Regions from separate parts of the Mus musculus genome. Here region 1 is linked to region 2. A link is a loop called in an ENCODE intact Hi-C map of the cell type or tissue named here. Cell type or tissue: heart. All regions are shown on one strand. Links, peaks and the distances in the headings refer to the core of each region. The heading gives the core; the rest is flanking DNA. Region 1 holds the start of Dlg4 (discs large MAGUK scaffold protein 4). Region 2 holds the start of Pfn1 (profilin 1).

The links. A loop is a pair of places that touch in the nucleus more often than their neighbours do. Peaks named below come from ENCODE experiments on the same cell type or tissue, not always from the same donor. Only the 100,000 strongest peaks of a DNase experiment are listed, where the experiment ranks them.
Region 1: a loop joins it to region 2, with 2.5 times the contacts of the local background. A loop is called at or near these places in 2 of 42 quality-filtered maps.

The regions. Positions count from the first base shown.
Region 1 is chr11:70,015,815-70,025,129 of GRCm38, forward strand. Dlg4 (discs large MAGUK scaffold protein 4) reads left to right here and starts at 1,389. Exons shown (of 22, transcript NM_001370675.1): 1 at 1,389-1,419; 2 at 1,608-1,706; 3 at 1,972-2,012. The coding sequence starts at 1,401. In heart, for the core only: a CTCF peak has its summit at 5,155 (motif pointing right); DNase peaks (open chromatin) are centred at 2,747, 3,767, 5,087, 5,837 and 5 weaker places; H3K4me3 peaks cover 5,521 bases; H3K27ac peaks cover 5,697 bases.
Region 2 is chr11:70,650,655-70,659,969 of GRCm38, forward strand. Rnf167 (ring finger protein 167) reads left to right here. Exons shown (of 9, transcript NM_027445.3): 8 at 110-190; 9 at 268-767. The coding sequence ends at 560. It overlaps Pfn1 (profilin 1), which reads right to left and starts at 3,996. Exons shown (of 3, transcript NM_011072.4): 1 at 3,695-3,996; 2 at 2,133-2,325; 3 at 1,193-1,567. The coding sequence starts at 3,826. The coding sequence ends at 1,470. Eno3 (enolase 3, beta muscle) reads left to right here and starts at 6,522. Exons shown (of 12, transcript NM_001136062.2): 1 at 6,522-6,613; 2 at 7,218-7,304; 3 at 7,511-7,606; 4 at 7,735-7,793; 5 at 7,941-8,010; 6 at 8,374-8,507. The coding sequence starts at 7,220. In heart, for the core only: no CTCF peak of the experiment used is centred there; DNase peaks (open chromatin) are centred at 3,467, 4,487, 5,267, 5,917 and 6 weaker places; H3K4me3 peaks cover 7,787 bases; H3K27ac peaks cover 6,738 bases.

The DNA of each region.
Region 1 (9,315 bases), core at 980-8,979, 630 kb before region 2:
AAGATTTCACCAACTTAAAACACTTCTAAAAGCGCGTAGTAGGCACCTCTAGTCTCTCATGGACTTTGGGAGATAATAAATCACGATCACTATGAATTTGAGGCCACATAGACCCTGCTAGAGTGAAGACTCCAAATACATAAGTCTTAGGAAATGAATACTTTTTTTTAAAAAAGAACTTTATGTGTGTCTCTGTGTGTCTGTATATTAGCGTGTGCACATGGGTGCAGTGCCTATAGATACAGAGACCAGAAGCTGTGGAGCTGGAGGGAAGTTGTGAGTCTCCCGACGTGGTTGCTGAGAACAGAACTAAGGTCCTCTGGAAGAGCAAAATGCATCGTGTGTGTGTTGTATGGTTTTTGTTGTTGTTGGTGGTGGTTTGTTTTTCTGAGACAGGGTTTCTCTGTGTAGCCCTGACTGTCCTGGAACTTACTCTGTAAACAAGACTGGTCTTGAACTCAGAAATCTGCCTGCCTCTCCTTCCCAAGTACTGGGATTAAAGGTGTGCGCCACCACTGCCAGGCTAGTTTTTTTGTTTGTTTGTTTTTTAATTTATGTATGTGAGTACACTGTAGCTGTCCTCAGACACATCAGAAGAGGGCATCGGATCCCATTATAGATGGCTGTGAGCCACAATGTGGTTGCTGGGTATTGAACTCAGGGCCTCTGGAAGAGCAGTCAGTGCTTTTAACCCCTGAGACATCTCTCCAGCCCTCCCTTTTTTTTTTTTTTTTTTAGGCTTTAAAGGTTTATTTTAAAATTTTTATATATATGAGTGTTTTGTGTGTATATATATATATATATATATATATATATATATATCCCACCAAGGTCAGAAGAAGGCATTAGATCACCTGCAACTGGAATTACATACAGTTAGCTGTACACTGCCATGTATGTGGACACTGGAGACTGAACACAAGTCCTCTGCCTAAGAGCAACGCATGCTCTGATTGCTGAGCTGTCTTGAACCTCATCTAAAAGTCTGCTTATGCGAGTGTGCACTCACATAAGCCCTTATCAGAAGACAACTTCCAATAGTTCTCTCCACATTTATGTGGGTCCCTGATGACAGGCTTGGCAGTGAGTTCCTTTACTCAGTGAGCCATGTCACTGCCCCCGACCCCTTCTCAGTATGGTCAGGCCTGGGGAGAAAAAGAGCTTAACTCTGGGTTGCTGGGACTGCCTTAGATAAAATCCTCTTTCCCACTCACAGAAAAGCAGCTAAATTATGCCTGGCATTTGGGAAGGTACACTATGCGGAGCAAAGTGTTACCTGGTGACCTGGGGAAGAATGGAATCTAGACCGATTGTCCACTTTACTAGCTACAACTGCGTAGGCTGAAGGCAGCTCAACTTCAATCTTGGCGGATTAGGGAGATTAAATCGAGAGAAGAGAGATGTCCCAGAGACCAAGAGGTGAAAAAAAAAAACCAACCCGGGTCTTTGAGGGGGTGATCTGGATCTGGGATGGGGGCCCAGGGGCTCCTTCTCTTCCTGAATCTATCCATGGTGTCTGGAAAAAGAAGACAAAGGCTGGGAAACCTTAGATGACTAAGTGGGTAAGTGGCTTGGTCTCGATCCTTTGTCACTTGCTTTTTTACCAGCTCCCAGGTCAGCCCTCTGGCTACTGGCCCCCCCACTACTGCGGTGGGCACCTCCCCTCCTCACAGTGCTGCACAGTGATCTCTTCCAGGCCTTGCTGGGTGAGTAAGGCTGGTGTTCTGAGGGGCCACAGTGGACAGGGCTGGCCTGTGGTATGGGGTCAAGCATTACAGGTTCTAGGCTGGTTGGAAATACTCAGAGCATCTAGTCCAGGCTCTCGCTTGTATAGAGCCATCACACTGTACCTCCTAGCAGCATCCATCCTAGCCGGAGGAGCCTCTCTTGACACACAGAAGCCAGGGGTAGCAGGGGTGGCCAGAGGGCCCCGGGATTTGGGAGGGTGACTTAATTCTGTTCCTGTGACAGACATCCTGGACTATTATGAGGCTTGTATCTCAGAGAGTCAGGTAAGGTGATGACGGTGGGTGCCTGGCTTCCTGACTGCCTGAGCTGGCAGGACTGGAGGGACAAGAGTACATTCTTCTAATTCTAAACTGAGACTTAGGGGCCCAGGCAACATGATCCCTAGTACTGACTGAGGAGTTGGGGCACCAGCAGTGCTGTCTGTGGGCAGCCAGCCCTATGCCCTTTCTCCTTTCTTCTCCCCTTTCTTGCATTGCCCCAATTTCAATACCAGGAAGTCCAGGTCATACTTAATTACTTTTCAGACTTCTTCCTGTGACTCCTAGGGGAGAACTAGGTCCCCAAGATTCTCTACTGCCAGCCCCTCCCTCAACCCCTTACCCCACGCTATGGCCTCCCTCCTGCACTCAACCAAGGAGGGATGCTCCCCTCCCAGCTGTGGGCTTTTTTCCTCTAAGGAGGAATTCCATCCTCCTCATCTTTGCTGTCATCACCGAGGTTAGCCAGGTCTCCATGTTTGCCGTAGGGCCTCTCTGCTTGTGCTTCTAGCTCCTTTCCCATTATCCGGGTTCCTGCCAGCAGTGAAGGAGTTAACACTGCCAAGGCACCCCCCCCATTCTGGCTCCTAGCTCCCTCCCTCCCTCCCCCTGCTTCCTCTCTCCTCCTCTCTCCCCTTCCCTCCTCGGCTCCGCGGCTACATCGGCCGCTGCCATCTCCAACCCCCCCCACCCCACTCCCCCGCCACGGCCCCTAGCCCCTGGCCGTTTGGCAAGACCCCCGCATACCCCGGGGCTTCCCGAAATCCAGTTCCCCTCCCCCATCCCAGCTCATGCCCCAGCCCCAGAACTCCGGGGCTGCCAGCCCCCTGTGCCCCTACCCCTCCTGAGAATCGGGGTGTGCTCCTCAAGCCCCCTCCCCTCCACTGGGGAGCCCCTTTTAGGGTCCCCCCTCCCTTCCACGCTCCCCTACCCTTCTCTTCTCCAACCTTCTCCTTCCCCTCTCACCCCTCCCCCCATCCTGGCCCCCCCTGCAAAAGTGGGGTGCGGAGGGGGGAGGGGTGAGAACCCACCGAGGGGAGGAACAAAACTCCAATGAAGTCAGAGCCCCCTACTCGCCGCCGCGGCCAGGCCCCCCAACATGGACTGTCTCTGTATAGTGACAACCAAGGTAAGCATGATGGGGAAGCCGTGGGGAGGGGGAGTAGGTAATGAATTTGTGGAGAAGGGTTAGGTAGGCCTTATCTAGGGCTGCAGGCACTGGAGTGAGAGCCTCAGAAGTAAGATCTATTAGAGGGGGTCACAGTTTAGTTTTGGGGTTCACATCTGAGAAAAGGATGGATTTGGCCACAGGTGCCTCCTGGAGTGATCATTTTGTACCTATAAGGAAATGGAGAATCTGGTGTTTGGGGTGGCTTGGTGAGCTTTAGTGTTCACCAGCAGTGTTTTGAGGGCAATTTATTTAAGGAGAAGCCTGCCTGCCTCACATGGGAGTTCTGCTCATATATGTGGGAAGGTGGGCTATGTGAGTGTGCTGGGGGGGAGGGTTGTCTTCCTTTCTGGGCAAAAAAGCTCATTTTGAGATACTGACCAATTTTTGGGGGGTCTCTTGGCATGAGGGTAAAGGTTACTGGTTGTGAGTGTCTGGCTTGTATGGCGGTGTCAACTAGCAGGTAAGGGTGGGCCTTCAGGTGGTAGAACATCTTGTGCTAGACATGTTTGGGATGCTCCTGCTTTGAGGGAATTGTACATTGAGGGTTTAATTATGTGGAATAGAGTGACCTGGGAGTTGTCAGAGGCCTGAGGCCTGATACAGCCTTACCTGAGAGAATGGACCAGGTGGGATTAGGATGTGGGGTACTCCCCTGGGAGCTAGAAGCTTGCAACAGCTGAGGTTGCCATCTCCTAAGAAGGATGAGGTTTGGGGTAGCAGGAGAGAAAGAAGGTAGTTGAGGACCATGTGGGTGGTACAAAATTTGGGGGTAGCCCAGGCAGGTGCCCAGTATTCCCATCTCCCACATTTTATCTAGCCCTGGTCAAGAGAACAGAAGAACAGATGCGGGGGGGGGGGGGGGGCAGGGGATGTTACCCTTACTCTTGGGAGGACTCCTGGATCTCAGGAGGCTTGTGAGGTCAAGAGGCCACTGGGGTAAAAAGGTGTAGGAAGAGGGCAGGGCTGGGGGGGCTGGAACCCATACACGGGTACAAGGGTGTCCCTGTGATCAGAGCCTGGAAAGAGTGGGATGGAAGCCCAAGGAGCTGAGGCCGTTTGCTCCCAGACTCTGGGACTGGCAAGCTGGATGCCTGGTGTGTGGAGGGAGGCTTGGGCGGGTGGCAGGCAGCTGGGGGTTGGGGGGTGGGACAGGAAGTGGGGGCCGGGGGAGGCGGGGTCCGTGTGAGTCACAGGCTGGGGAGGGGGTTATATTTAGTGGGAACTGCAGCTTCTTATGGGAGGAAGCTGAGGACACACATGTTCCTTGCCACAAACTCACACATGTGTATACACATGCATTGTGCACGTGTGGACATGATTAGAGACTGGGGACTGAAGACTTTAGTTCTGTATCCCTCACCCCATCTACAGGGCTGCTTGTTTTTCTCCTGGTCTGTGGGTTTTGGGCGTTCTTCCAGGTTGCTGGCTCTCTCATCCCCTGTAGTTTTCAGTACATTTTTGTGCCTCAGTTCTTCTGGCCCTCTTTCAGTCAGTGTCTGCCTGTGCTCTTTGTGTCTCTTGTCCTTAGGCCTAATCCTTGGCCTTGGCAACCTAACTTGTCATCACCTTTGTGCAGATAGGAAACCCATTGGAATATGTGGGTTCTCCTAACGCATGAGCACATGAAATCCAGTAAGGGTGAGGGGCTCCGCAGCACTGGTTAACTATTCTGGGTGGATGCATTTATTCATTTTTCTGCCCCAAATTCCTGTGTGTTCGATGGAGCACATGATTGAGCAGCCCTGAAGGTAGGAGGCTTGTAGAGAGGATCATATGCATTCGGGTCTTACTGGTTTGGAGACCCAGGTTTGCCACATTCATTGGCCAGAAAACTTGTCAGCCTCAGGATGGAGGGACTCCAACTCCCATAAGGCCTTGAGGTACTAGATCCTTCAATGGTAGCGTGTGGTTGTCCACTGGACTGTTGGGAGTTGTGGTTCCTCTCTATCCAGGCCAGTGGAGGGTGGCCCAGGAGAAACCAGCAGGGGGCACATGGCTTCTGCCCTCCGCAAATGCTGGGGAGTGGGATTAGGAGTGCTCAGCCTTTGTAGTCACCGAGCTCTCCTGGTCTGTTTGATAGCCCTCCCATCTTTCGTTGCCTATATTTATAAATTGCTGCAGTAATTTAAGGAACATTTTTGAATACTTAATATATGCTCAGCTCTGTGCTCTGTGGAAACTCTGCTTTACAGCTATCACTGAGTCTTATTCGGTACCTAGATCTCTGCCAGTATCTCTATCTCTGAGCAGCTTTCTCCCACTCCGCCCCCGTCCCTCCCCCTTCTCCCCGCGCTGCTGCCGCAGTTGCCATAGTAACCAGCGACGACTGAAGTTGCGTGGCGGACTGGAGGGCAGGGCGAGGGTGGCGGAGGGCGGAGCAGAACAAATGGAGGCTGGGGGGAAAAGTAGGGGAAAAATAGGGGGCATTTGGCCAGGGCCCTGGAGGCGAAGTGGTTAAGCCCTCTGGGTGGTCCTCATTGGGCAAAACTGAGGTACTGGGGGCGGGGCAATGTATCCAATAGCTTCATTCATTGGTCGGCAGGGGCGTGGCAGAAGGATAGTGTGGGCGAGGCCGGGGGAGCAAATGGGCGGGAAGCGGAGGGAGGCGTGGTTTCATGGAGCAAGTGGGCGGAGTCGGCTTACTCTATCGGAGGAGGCGGGCAACAACCCTCAGAAAGGGGAGGGCCTAGGTTGACAGACCATGTCGAGGGCGGGGCTGACCCGGGAGGGGCGGGGTGTGGTTCCTGTATGGATAGGAGACCCGGTTCGTGTGGCCGTAGTCCCAGTAACTGCGGGGTGCGGGGGTCTTTGGAAAGGAGAATCCGTGGGTTGGAGATATGACGTCTCAATTTTCCTAAGATGGAGGGCTGTTCAGATTTCATCAGAGTTACCCTCCTACCTCAGCTCTCTGTTCCAGGGAGACAGTTGCTAGGCGACGGCAAAGTCCTTGATTGCTGCGTTGCCAGGCAACGGGGAAACGGAAAATGGAGGGAAAAAGGAAATGAGGGATGAAAGAGGGTCTTGATAGTCCATAGTGCCTACTGGTGGAGAAGCAGGGCCTATGTATTTTCTAGACTAAAAAAAAAAAAAAAAAAAAAAAAATGAGTTCAAGTCCGTTCTGCATTGGTTCTTTCTGAGGATCCATGCATTTTATTTAGGTAGGAAACTAGGACATTGACGGGGTTTTATCTTGGGGGCTTACCTAACAGAGGCCGATAAGTGCAGGGTTGATATGCTATAGAGGCCATTAACGCCTTTTGCCCTGGGTGGGAATTTTATGTTCTGTAGACAGCTGATTTGGGGAGAACCCTCATGAGAGGGGTGAACATTCTCTGGGAGAGAGGTTTGCAAGTTCAGGAGTTAGGGAAAGGATAGAAGACTGAAGTGATATGGAGCAATTTAGGGTATTCTGAAAGATTTGTGGGTTACTGTAAATTGCAGTCCAGATCATTGGTGAAATTATTATTTTGAGACAGGTTCTCACTCTGTAGGCCTGGCTTGCCTGGAACTCACAGAGACCAGCCTGTCTCTGCCTCCCTAGTGCTAATGACATGCAACACCACGGCTAGCCTGAAGCTTTGCTTTACACCTTTGGATGAAAGAAGATATATTGGGAGCAAATCTTCCAACAAAAATGTAGCTCAGAATCAGAGAAAGGATGTTAAAGGATGGGGTAGAGGGACTAGCCAGAAAATAAGTAATTTAAGAATTTGAGGGGTAAAGAATAGTAAATTCATGCCAGTAATCCCAGAACTTGGAGGGTGGAGGTTGGGAAGTGGAGGCAGGAGAATTAGGAGTTTCTCAAAGTCACCCTCAGCTACATAAAGAGTTTGGGACCAGTCTATGTTACATTGAGACTCCAGCCTCCGAGAGAGAGAGAGAGAGAGAGAGAGAGAGAGAGAGAGAGAGAGACACACACAGAGAGAGAGAGAGAGAGAGAGAGAGAGAGAGAGAGAGAGAGAGAGAGAGAGAGACTGGAGCTGTCAAGATGTGAGTAAAGGCATTTCCTGTCAAGTCCGAGAGCCTTAGTTTCATCCTTGTAACTCATGTGATAGAAGGAGAACCAGCCCCCTAAAATTGTTCTCTGACCTCCCCATGAGTACCATAGCACACACAATTGTGTGCTCACACGCACAAATAAAGGTGATAAAAATTTAAGCAAAAGAAAAAATATTTCTTAATATAGGGCAAGGGTTTGGAAAAATTTGAAGAAACTGCGATGGGATTTGGAAGGTTTGCTTTAAGGCAGATTAAATAATACTCAGAATTGGGTTCTGGTGAGGTTTTGGGGGTTGGTATCTTAGAAGGTCCAGTGTATCATTCAGTTTAGTGATTTGGATGAGGAAACTCCAGACAAATTTGAAGAGGCTTTGTTTGGACGTTCGTGTTAGCCAAGGGTAATACATTAATGATAAGGTCATTAGTGGTGGACTGGGGGGACAGATAAAACTTCTAAAGGAATGATTTAAAGGGCATATCGAAATCCGTGGTTCTTTAAACTTGAAGAAGCAGTGTCTAGTTATGGGATGGGCTGCAGGGACACTATCAGAGATGCTTCGGAACCTTATGGGATGTTTACAGTAAAAAGGCTTAGGGTGGGGGCTTGTGAGATCCCTAGTGATTCTCGGAAGTGATACAGAGAAATGCTGCTGCCTCCCCTGTACCCTAGGAGTACAGTACTAATGAGATACCCAGTGGGTTTTGTAATAGAAGGCCAGTGTTTCCGGGATGGTGGCGAATTAGGTGAAATAAGGGGTCCCTGAGAACCAGAGAGAAGATGCTAATTTTCCCAGTGTCATTATCTGTAGAGGGGTCGAAACAGGAGTATACCCTGGGAAGTAGAAGACGGTAGGGAAATAGAATCGAAAGAAGTTGGTAGCCAAGAGGGTCTCCCCTCACCCTTCTCTCCCATCATGACGCTCTCCCGTACTGCGCAGGCGCCGCCCCCCCTTTCCCTGGCCGCAGCCTCCTGTCGCCGCGGCCGCCGCAGCCCCCGCCCCCTCGGCCCCTCCCCCTCCCCAACCCAGCACCCTTGCTATCCCACCCATACCCTCCCCTTAGTCCCCCTCCCCTTCTTCATGTCGACTCGGAACAGATTCGCCTCCATGTGTCTCTGCGTGGTACGTGCCGCGGTACGGGATCTGGCCCGCTTCCCCATCCCAGACCGCCCCCCCACCCCAACCCCTCAATCTCAAGAGCTTCAAGTGCTGTTGCTCTTCCCTCAGCTTGGCGTGGGGTCTCTGGGTCGCAACTTCTTGAAAACAGACGCAGTGGGTTGTACCTCTTGTTATCCACTTTAACCCACACCCCTGTATTTTTGGGGTGCAAGCCCCGGTTCCAGGTCATTCTGTGCAGCTGGGGCTTTGAAGGTACGGGGAGGAACCACAGGGCCATCATCTGTGACCCACCCTCAGGTCTTGTCCTTGTTTCAAATCCTAATATATGGGGGGTTCAGACTTGCCCCAGTAGCATAGAGTGCCTGCTAGTCAGGGCCCTGCATACCAGTGGGTTAGAGATGTGTCCTCCTTCCTGTTTGGTTTCAGCTGCTTTGTAATCCAGGACTGAGAGGGGTCGACCTCCCAGCCCGGTGTTTGCAGCGTCAGAGTTGTTCTACCCTGCAGAGTCCTGAGGGCTGTAACGTTCCGAGGACTGACCATAGGCCTTAACTCTTCCATTACATTGTGAGAACTCTGGTTCTCCATTCTGTGGTCCTCAGTCCCCACACGTCATCCCCCAGTCTCCAAAGCCTTTTTCTTTAGTGTCAGATGTAAGTCCCTCCCCACCATAAGGATGGAACAGGGAGATATGGGGATCACCATAAGAAAAGATCTTCTTTGGTTCTTGTCTAGAATAAATGCTTGTCTCCCTTCGCGTCTCCATTTTCTTTAGTGCGCCTGGCCGTTCCTCGGATTTAGAAGTTTCCTGTTAAGTGGGGTGACCATGAAGGGACACTGGGCTCTGGTTCTCCCCAGTCTCCAAAACTTGGGAGGTGCAAGTTTTGCTCCTGTTTAATTTATCTTGCAGGGAATTCAGGGCAACTCCTATTGGCGTTTATCGTCTGGGGCATTTATCCCTCGGCTTGTGTGGTGGTCAGAATGGACCTGCTCATTCAGAACTGCTAGTCCTCCACAGCTCAGC
Region 2 (9,315 bases), core at 537-8,536:
GGTGCCCTAAGTTTGCACTGGCTTGGTAGAAAACGGGGCAATAAGACTTGTACAGTGAGTTTTCTTGGGCGTGACTGCCAATAGTTGAGTGAATCCTTTCCTTTCCCAGGAGATGAATATGACGTCTGTGCCATCTGTCTGGATGAATATGAGGATGGGGACAAGCTTCGAGTACTTCCCTGTGCTCATGGTAAGGCCCACATGTGCCTGTGTCTGTGTTCCTGCCCAACCTGCAGAGACCAGCCTTTCATATAAACCACTCCACAGCTTATCACAGTCGCTGTGTGGACCCCTGGCTCACTCAGACCCGCAAGACCTGCCCCATCTGCAAACAGCCTGTACATCGGGGTCCTGGCGATGAGGAGCAGGAAGAAGAAACTCAAGAGCAAGAGGAAGGCGATGAAGGGGAGCCAAGGGACCAACCTGCTTCAGAATGGACCCCACTCCTGGGCTCTAGCCCTACTCTTCCCACCTCCTTTGGATCCCTAGCCCCTGCTCCCCTGGTCTTCCCTGGGCCCTCCACAGATCCCTCACCTCCTTCATCTGCTGCCCTGGCCTGACACCCCCATACTTGGTACCTCTGGTGACCGTCCTATTTGCACAAACTCTTTTTCCAGTCTAATAAGCTGAGGGTGAGGGATAGGGGACATTCTACCCCAGGTTCATGAACCCAGCCTCATCCTTTTGAGGGGGCTAGAAGCCATAGGGACATGGTTTTCATTTCTTGGATTAATAAAATTGGTTTTTTTTTGTGGATGAAAAAAAAAGGTTAAGATCATCTTTACACAGGTGAAATTCTGGAAAAATAATCACCTCATAGGATGAACTTGTCGGGGAGAGCCCTAGCTGCATTTGCTATGACTCAGGGAGGGGAGCCCCACCTACACAGGATGACTCAAGTGGCCCTGCCTCACCCGCAGGCTTGGACCCATTCTCTGGTCTGGATGGCTATGTTCCATTACATACTAATTCAACTGGACCTGAAAATGGAAATACCACTATAGAGGGGCCTAGGTCACATGACTAAGTACACAGAAGAATGCCTACTTAGTTTAGTCCTTGGGGCTTAGAAAAGGAAATAAGACTGGAAATAAGAGTTCATTCTGGACACAGCCAAGAAGCAGGTACCTAATTGAGGTGGGTCACTGTGCTTGTCTCCCAACTAATGCCAAGTGCAAACCAACACAGGTCCTTGTTAGTAGAATCTTTTTTTATTCAGAAAAAAAAAAAAAAAAAAAAGACCAAAAAACAAAAAATGAAACCCAAAAACAAAAATTTTCCAAACACACACAGGAGGGGGTATGGGTAGGGGGAGGTGTCTGTCCATCCAGCCCCAGCCCCCAGCCCATGTGGTTTTGGCAGCAATAAGGGAAATGGGGTAATGGCCCAAAAAATAATGGTATGTGTGTGTATGGAAAGAAGGGGGTGCAAAAGCCAAAGGGAACGGTGGGGGGAAGGGACAGATGAGGTCAGTACTGGGAACGCCGCAGGTGAGAGGCCATTTCATAACATTTCTTGTTGATCAAACCACCGTGGACACCTTCTTTGCCCATCAGCAGGACTAGCGCTGGAGGAAAGAAAAAGGAAGCTAGGACCCAGGTGTCACAATTCAACCCTGCCAGCTGTTCAGCAGCTGTCTGGCCCCGGGGGTTGTAACCTAACCTCAGCCCTCCTAACCAGCCCTCCCCCCCTTATACACAGGCAGGCTGTCAGTCATCCTAAAACAATAGAGCTTTTCAAAGAAGGAAAAAAAAAAAAGAGCTTTAAGAGTAGTAAAGAAAAAGGCAAAATTTAGAGGTCCTAAACTTCCAGGCTGTAGGTGGCTAGGAACGGCTGTGATGCGCTTCCTACCTCTCAAGTCTTTACAGAACTGGAGATTAGAGCCAAATGCTGACTTAAGATCCCAACTGCCCTAAGCAAACTAATCTCAAAAAAGCTCAAAGCAAGAAGGGACTTAAGAGGTAATATAAGTTTTAGTTTCTTTACAAGCTGGGGAGCCAGAGTCAGAACCCAAAGGACCATCCACGGTTCCCATAACCAGCAGAGTAAATACTGTTATGCAGCCTTGACACTGAGGACACATAAAGTGACTAACAAAAGGATTTCAAAGCTAGAGAATCAGTCAAACTCACTCTTGGCAGTCATGGTGACAGTGACATTGAAGGTGGGGGCTCCTCCGGTGCTCTTGGTACGAAGATCCATTGTAAATTCCCCGTCTTGCAGCAGTGAGTCCCGGATCACAGAACATTTCTGGCCCCCAAGTGTCAGCCCATTGACGAAAAAACTTGACCGGTCTTTGCCTACCAGGACACCAACCTCAGCTGGCTAAAAGAATTAATCACCTCATTAAGTTAGTGCACCTGCATAACTTGTCCTCTTATGTACTGTGGAGCTGGAGTTGAGGGTGCTTCATCCACACCACCAAAAGTTGGGGGGAAAACCCAGTACTGTGGGTATTGCAGAGACCGATCATGGTCCTAAAGTCTGGTAAATGGGTCAAGGAGGAAAAAGTATTCCTCTGAAGTCTTAGATGTTCATGCTTAATAGGGAAAGCAAATGCTGGGTACCAGAAATCGATCAATGATCGAGGGGGAGCCTTTGGATGCTCAGAACAGCCCTTCAGGAAAAGCAGAAGCAAAGAGGGGAAGGGAGGGGGTAGGAAGGGAGGAGAAGTAACTTTGTCCTTATTTGGTCAAAGGTTCTGCAGGCGTTGTTAGGAGCCCGGACGCCTGGGTCTCCGGGTAACCTGGAGTTTGGGTCCAGGTAGCTATGCCCCAAGATAAGGAAGCTGACCCCGGGGGCTCTCTAATTAAGTTCAAAAAGTTTATTAGGGCAGGAGACTAGTCTGTGTGTGAGTCTAGACATCCCAGAGAACCTTTCTCCTTCTCCCCCTTAAACCCCCAAACCCCTATATCCGGTACCCTCCCGCCCGGAAATCCCCTCCCCCCATTCGAACTTCCGCTCCCCCTCCCCACTTCCGGGCAGTGTGGTCAGGGAAGGTGGTGGTAGGGACAGCAGCAACCTTATTCCTTCACTTTTACCGTCTCAGAACTTCTCACAAAGTTCCCCTACGCCGGGCCCGGGCGGATGGCGGGAAGGGAGGGCGAGGGGACTTCCGGAATCGGCCTCCCAGGAATGTTGAGGCTAACGTGCCGACTTGGGGGGTGTGTGTGTGTGTGGCGGCCTCGCCCTCTCTAACGGAGCTGGGAGGGGCAGGGTGGCTACCGAGGTCCGGCCCGGGCCCAAGGCCACGCGCCTGGCGCTCCCATCAGCGTCAGGGGGAACAATGGTGGAGGGAGAGCGAGCATTCGGCCCGAAGGGGAGTCCAGGCTCCGGAGCCCCTTATCAATCATAATCCCGGGCTAAAACTGCAGCGCGTGCCCGCCCCGCCCTGGAGGAGGCGGAAGTGGGCCGCCGCACCGGCCGCCGCGCCCCTCCCCGCCCTGGGCCCCGGATGTAACGCCCGGTCGCAGAAAGCGGGGCGGCGGGCGAGATGGGCGCCGCCGCCGAGGGGCGTAGAGCCCGGGGAACCACAGAGGGAGCCAGTCTCACGCAGCCGCCATTCGCCCCGCCGATGGGAGAGGACCGGATCACGGCCTCCCGCTGCCCTCGCTCGCCTGCGCCCGCCCCCACCCCAGTCCCCCAGAGGGTCTAAGGCCGGTCACTGCTCGGGACCGCACGAGCCTCGCAGTACCGTAATGCTAACGAAGGTCTTCCCGGGGACGGCGGCCCAGACGGAGGGCGAGTCCTTGTAGCCTACGATGGCCGCGTCCTGACAGGTCCCGTCCGCCATAAGGCTGTCGATGTAGGCGTTCCACCCGGCCATGGCGCTGCTGCTGGGGCTGCTCTGCGGGCTGTTGCTGGGATCGCGGGCTCGGGCTCGGGCTGGCGGGCGGGGGAAGGCAGAGAGCTCGGGGCACGCGCTGCCGTCCGGAACGCGGCTCTGTTAGCTGTGCAGCAGCCCTCGCACCGCCACTTCCTGCTCCTCCCCCCCCCCTCTAGATTTTTATTTGCAAAGGGCGGCGGGGCGGGGCCTGCGCCCCATTCCCTCCCTCCATCCTCCCCCCCCCCCCGCCGGGCCAGATAGCGAACTTTTGCAAATGCAATTTTTAAAAAACCCTCCCCCCACTTTGCAAAATTTGCCGAGTTCGATGGAAAGCCACGCCAAAGGCTATATAGAGTGGTGGTGGCAGGAGAGGTTAAGGTTAGGGCTCGCTCCGATTCATCCTGAATACCACTTGGCTATAGAAGGAGGAAGCCAGAGGAAGCAGGGAAAGAAAAAGAAAAAAAAAAAAAAAAGAAAATTAGTAAGGTTGAGCAAGTTGAAGTGGGTTCGGGGAACCCAGGGTTAAACCGAATCATTCCTCCACCCCCCAACCCCCACCTCCGCGGGAGGGAAGGAACGGCGGGCGGCGGCGCGTGCGCCCGCGCCTGCGCCGGGGCAGTGAGAAGCCAGCGCGTGGGGCGGTTGGGGCTAGCGGCTTGGCTGCGTGAGCGCGCGCCTGGCGGGACACATTTGGACCATCCGAGGAGGGAAGACGCGTCCCCAGCAGTCGGGACGGGCAGACGCCCCGGGTTGGGCCCTGCTGCCTTCTCCACATTTATCTAAACGATAAGGGAGCAAAAGTGAAATCGATATAATACTCTAGTCATTTTCAGTACTAAAGGTCTCTCCAACCAGGGCACCTGTCCCAACCGTCTGCCATGTACAGCGCACACGTTGGGTTCATTCGAGCGCGTCCCTAGATTCCCGAGGAATCATTCCCTTCGCTGGATCCGCTCCAGCTCAGCCTCGCCCCATGCCTGAACCCTGTCTACAGAGGTCACTGAATAGGGGCGCCACCCGGGTGACACGACGGGACTCATTTTTCAAGGCGGAAGAATACTAAAGTACCAAGGATGACAACTTTTATAAGAAGAGGAAAGTCCCCTCTACTTTGGACGCACTGGGGCTTTCTTCTTTTCCAGAAAAACTTTTGCTAAGTATTTATGTGCGGTCAGCTCACTCGCCGCCGAGCAGGTCTAGGGGCGAATGGCAGGCCACTGAGGCTGGAGGGAGTAAAGGAGTCACCCGGGACCCTGGCCTCCGAGGGGCTCGGCCGCTTCCGGTCCCTCGGAGGAGGGGCGCCAGGGTGTGCAGCCTCTCCCAGTGGAAGTACTTGGTTCGCTGCCTTTTGGAGCCGGGTTGGGTTCCCTGACGTTCATCCCCAAATTCTGGCTCCCCACGCCCCCCAGCCGAGGTTCTTCGACAGCCGCGTGGCTGAGTCACGGGCGGGGCCGCGCTGGGGCACGTGGCGGCCTGCGCCCGCCATCCCTTGACCTCTGATCTGCGCGCCTCCTGCCCGGGGGTGGAAAAATCCCGCAGGGAGCGGCAGGAGATAAGAGAGGAGGGGCGGGACAGGGACGCCACGACAGGTGGGGACCCTAGGGTGGAGGCAAGGAGGGCGACCCCGTGGGGAGGGCCGACGGGGAGGAGCGCTCGAGAGCCGGCCGCCGCGTGAGTCACCAGCTCCAGCGCCGGCGAGTGAAAAGATGAGGCGCCCTGGGAAACCAGCCGGCCCGCCAGGCTCCCACAAAACGCGGAGCAGACCCCACACTAGCCCTAGACCCCTAGACCTGCTAAGGCGGAGAGAGTTACCGAGTGCAGAGATTCACTTCCTGCGGTGCTGCAAATGGATGGACAGAGTGGCCACAGGCGTCCAAGAGCTTACAAAGGGTCATCCCCTTTTCACGTCCATTCATGGTTTTGTTTTGTTTTTTCCATTCGTGATATAACACCATTCTTTGATAGGCAAGGATTGAGCGCTGAAGCGCCCACAGTCGGTGGGGAAAAGGGCTCCTGACCACTTAGGCTTCACGCAGGAACATAAATGCTGTCCCAGCAGTATCTTTCGGGCGCCAGGCCAGCGCTCAGTGCTGGTCTATATTCGTCTCCTGGCCTCTCATCGCTCATCACTGGCCAAGAGAGGATAGGGTGGAGTGGTGCCGGAATGGCTGTTCTGAGGACCCTGAGAGGTGAAAGCGCAGGCCTTCTTTGGTCGAGGGGTGTCGACTTTAGACCACAGAGCTTGCTCAGCATCACTGATGCCTTCCCCCAACTGTGTGGCCTGCACCGCCTGCCTCCGAGTGAGTGGAGCACGTGTCAGTCTTGCAGCCCCCTTCCTAGGCCCCCTCCTCAGCCTGCAGGGCTCAGGTTACCCCTGGCCTTTCTAAAAGGGCACTGGTTCCTCTTTAACCTTTGCAAGAGTGGAATGTAAGTTTGAGGGGAAAGACCCTCCCATCAGAAACCTCTCTCCAGCTTTCCCAAAGAGTGAACCTCAAAGTAGAGACTTTTATTGGGGGACAGAAAGAGAATGCATAGGGACAGTCAGTAGCTTTTGAGAAGGGGGTACACGCCCCAGGGCCCCAGGTCAGGAGCTTTTGCTTCGGGCTGCAGTGGGCACTTGGCTGCCTGCCTGTGGAGGGGAGGAGGATGGAATGAGAGAGGCGGGGCTGGCTGGGGGACAGGGTGGCTTGGAGATAAATGCCCAGTCTGAGAGGGGGTGAACTGACACTGTCCCAGCTGCTACCTAGAGGAGACACTCCACTCAAAGTTCCAAGGAAGGCTTTCCAGGTTTGGTAAAAGGTTACATGGTGTGCAGGAGTGGGGTGGTGCTGGCTTGGAAAAAGTGAGGAGAATTTGGGCTTTTTTTTCTTCCTAGGACTGAGGGTACTTGAGAGAGGTCTGGTTGGAGGAAGCAGAATTAAAATACTGAGGGTTACTGACAGATACAGGAAAGAAGGCTCTGAAGAATGGGAAAGTAGATAAAATACAGTTGAGCCAGGCAGAGAGCCTGGGGTCTAGGAGGACTTGGGAATGGGACAATGGGAACCAGATAGGTTTGAGGGGGAGGAAGATGTAGCAAGCAGAGTACTTAATCATAAAGTGCAAGAAGGTGTAAGCTCCGTGAGGTGTTCAGGGAGTGGTGTCATCTTGGGAGTTATAAAGTTATGAACCCTCGATTCTCTTGATTGGAAGGGTGGAACAAGAGCTGTTCTGAGTGGGGGGGAAGGGACCAGTCTGCCTTCCTCTTTGGTCTGTGACCTTTTTATGGGGTATTTTTAGCTCCAGCACCTGCCTTCTTCGGGTGGAGAAGACTCTTAAAAGGGCAAGGGATTTCTAGTTCCTTAAGGGATCAACTGTCCACTCTTGCTCACTCACATCTCCTGTGGTGCAGCCATGGCCATGCAAAAAATCTTCGCCCGGGAAATCCTGGACTCCAGGGGCAACCCCACGGTGGAGGTGGACCTGCACACAGCCAAGGGTAACACAGGCTTGTTTTGCCTCAGAAAACCCTCAACCTCGTCCTGTCCTTCATCAGAGATTCCCTCCCCTCCCCCCTTCTCTTCCTGGCTCCAAGGCTGGGGGAAGCAGGGGTTTCTCTGTATTTACTCCTATTCTTGGGTCCAGGGGAGGTGACCCCAGGCCTTTGTGGGTGGACTCCTTCTGATCTGCAGTTCCTCCCCCCAGGTCGATTCCGAGCAGCTGTGCCCAGTGGAGCTTCCACGGGTATCTATGAAGCACTGGAACTCCGAGATGGAGACAAAGCACGATACCTGGGGAAAGGTGAGCCAAGACTAACCCAGCACGGAAGGAGCCCGTGTGGGCTGACTCAGGACAGGGATAGGGGACTGGAACTCAAAGCCAAGGGCCTAACCCGCTTAGAAATCTGAACCCCATTCTCTGGCCTCCAGGAGTGCTGAAGGCTGTGGAACACATCAACAAGACTCTAGGTCCTGCTCTGCTGGAAAAGGCAAGTGGAGGAGCCAGCTCCCCCTTCCCTCCTCCCTGTGACCCCGTGCCTTCCCTCAGGTAGCCCCACTCTGAGCATTCTCACTTATCCTTCATCCTGCACATTACCTGACTGAGTCCTGAGAAATCCCACCTCTGCCTCTTCCAGAAACTAAGTGTTGTGGATCAAGAAAAAGTTGACAAGTTCATGATTGAGCTGGACGGGACCGAGAATAAGTGTGAGTGAGGTGCCAGAGGTGGGAAGGGTGTGGGGTACAGCGAGGGTGGAAGAGAAACCACTGACAGCTGCCCGGGCTCTTTCTGTCCCACATCTTGGGGCACACCGTAACTGGGTAGCCTTTTATTCATCCCACAGGCATTTCCTGAGGCCTGGCAGAAGACACATGTGAAACTCTTGGCCCAGGGATGAGGGGGTGAACTCCCAGAGAGCCACAGGCCAGGAAAGAGAGATGAGTTAACAAACTCTTAATGTTGAGTGGTCTAGGAATCTTCTTCCGGGGGTGACCAGAGGAAATATCCAAGGACTTAAGCCCCAAACCTGTAAGAGTCCTCATGCTTTCTCCCCGCTTGCCTCCCTCTAGCCAAGTTTGGGGCCAACGCCATCCTGGGTGTGTCCCTGGCTGTCTGCAAGGCTGGAGCAGCTGAGAAAGGGGTCCCTCTCTACCGACACATCGCAGATCTTGCAGGCAATCCCGACCTCGTACTCCCTGTGCCTGTGAGTGTGGCTGTGCTGAAGCTCTAGGACAGCTGCCCCTCCCTAGCTAGGAATGTTTCAGCAGCCCCCACCCCCACCCCCAGAAAATCTACCTTTTCAGATCCTGCTTTCCAAAGAAGCATTTCCTGAAATGAAATCTTTCCTACTGTGCCCCAGTCCCTCCTTCGTTCCCACCATCTAAAGCTAAGCCTCTGAGGCTTCCGTCCCTCGCCAGGTCCCTTCCAGGCTCAGGCCATTCCTGTCCAGAGCTCATTCCGTCTCCTGTCTCACTTTCGCAGTCAGTCAGATTTGAAAGCGTCTTCAGGGCAAAGCTCTCAGTACATCTTTGTATTCTCTGAGACTACTTGAAACATTGCCCTCTTAATAGTAGCCCCTTGAATTTTGCAGAAAGAGCCCCAAGTGTGCAAAGTCCTGGGTGAATGTGTGCTGTGCCATGAGCCAGCCTTGTCAAAGGCCCCAGGGCCTCAGACCCTTGGAGGAATGGCAAAGCCTTCCCCCTAGGCTAAGGTTGAGAGACTTGATGAAGCCTTCTTCCTTCCTCGGTGACCAAGTTGCACGTGTTGAGAGTGTGTCCACCATAGCTCCTTCCCCTTTGGGTGTTTACAGTCTGAAGACTGCTCCTCTACAAAGACTGCTCTTACCAGGATCCCCTAAACCTGTTCTTGTGGTTCAGCTGTGTGCCATAAACCCTGCCTCCTTGTTTATCTGTATGCAGTAACCCACTTCTCTGTTCAGCTCTATATAATAAACACGCTGGGCTCTGTGTAGTAAACACGTTGAGCTGAAGTGCTGAGGTTTTCCCATCAGA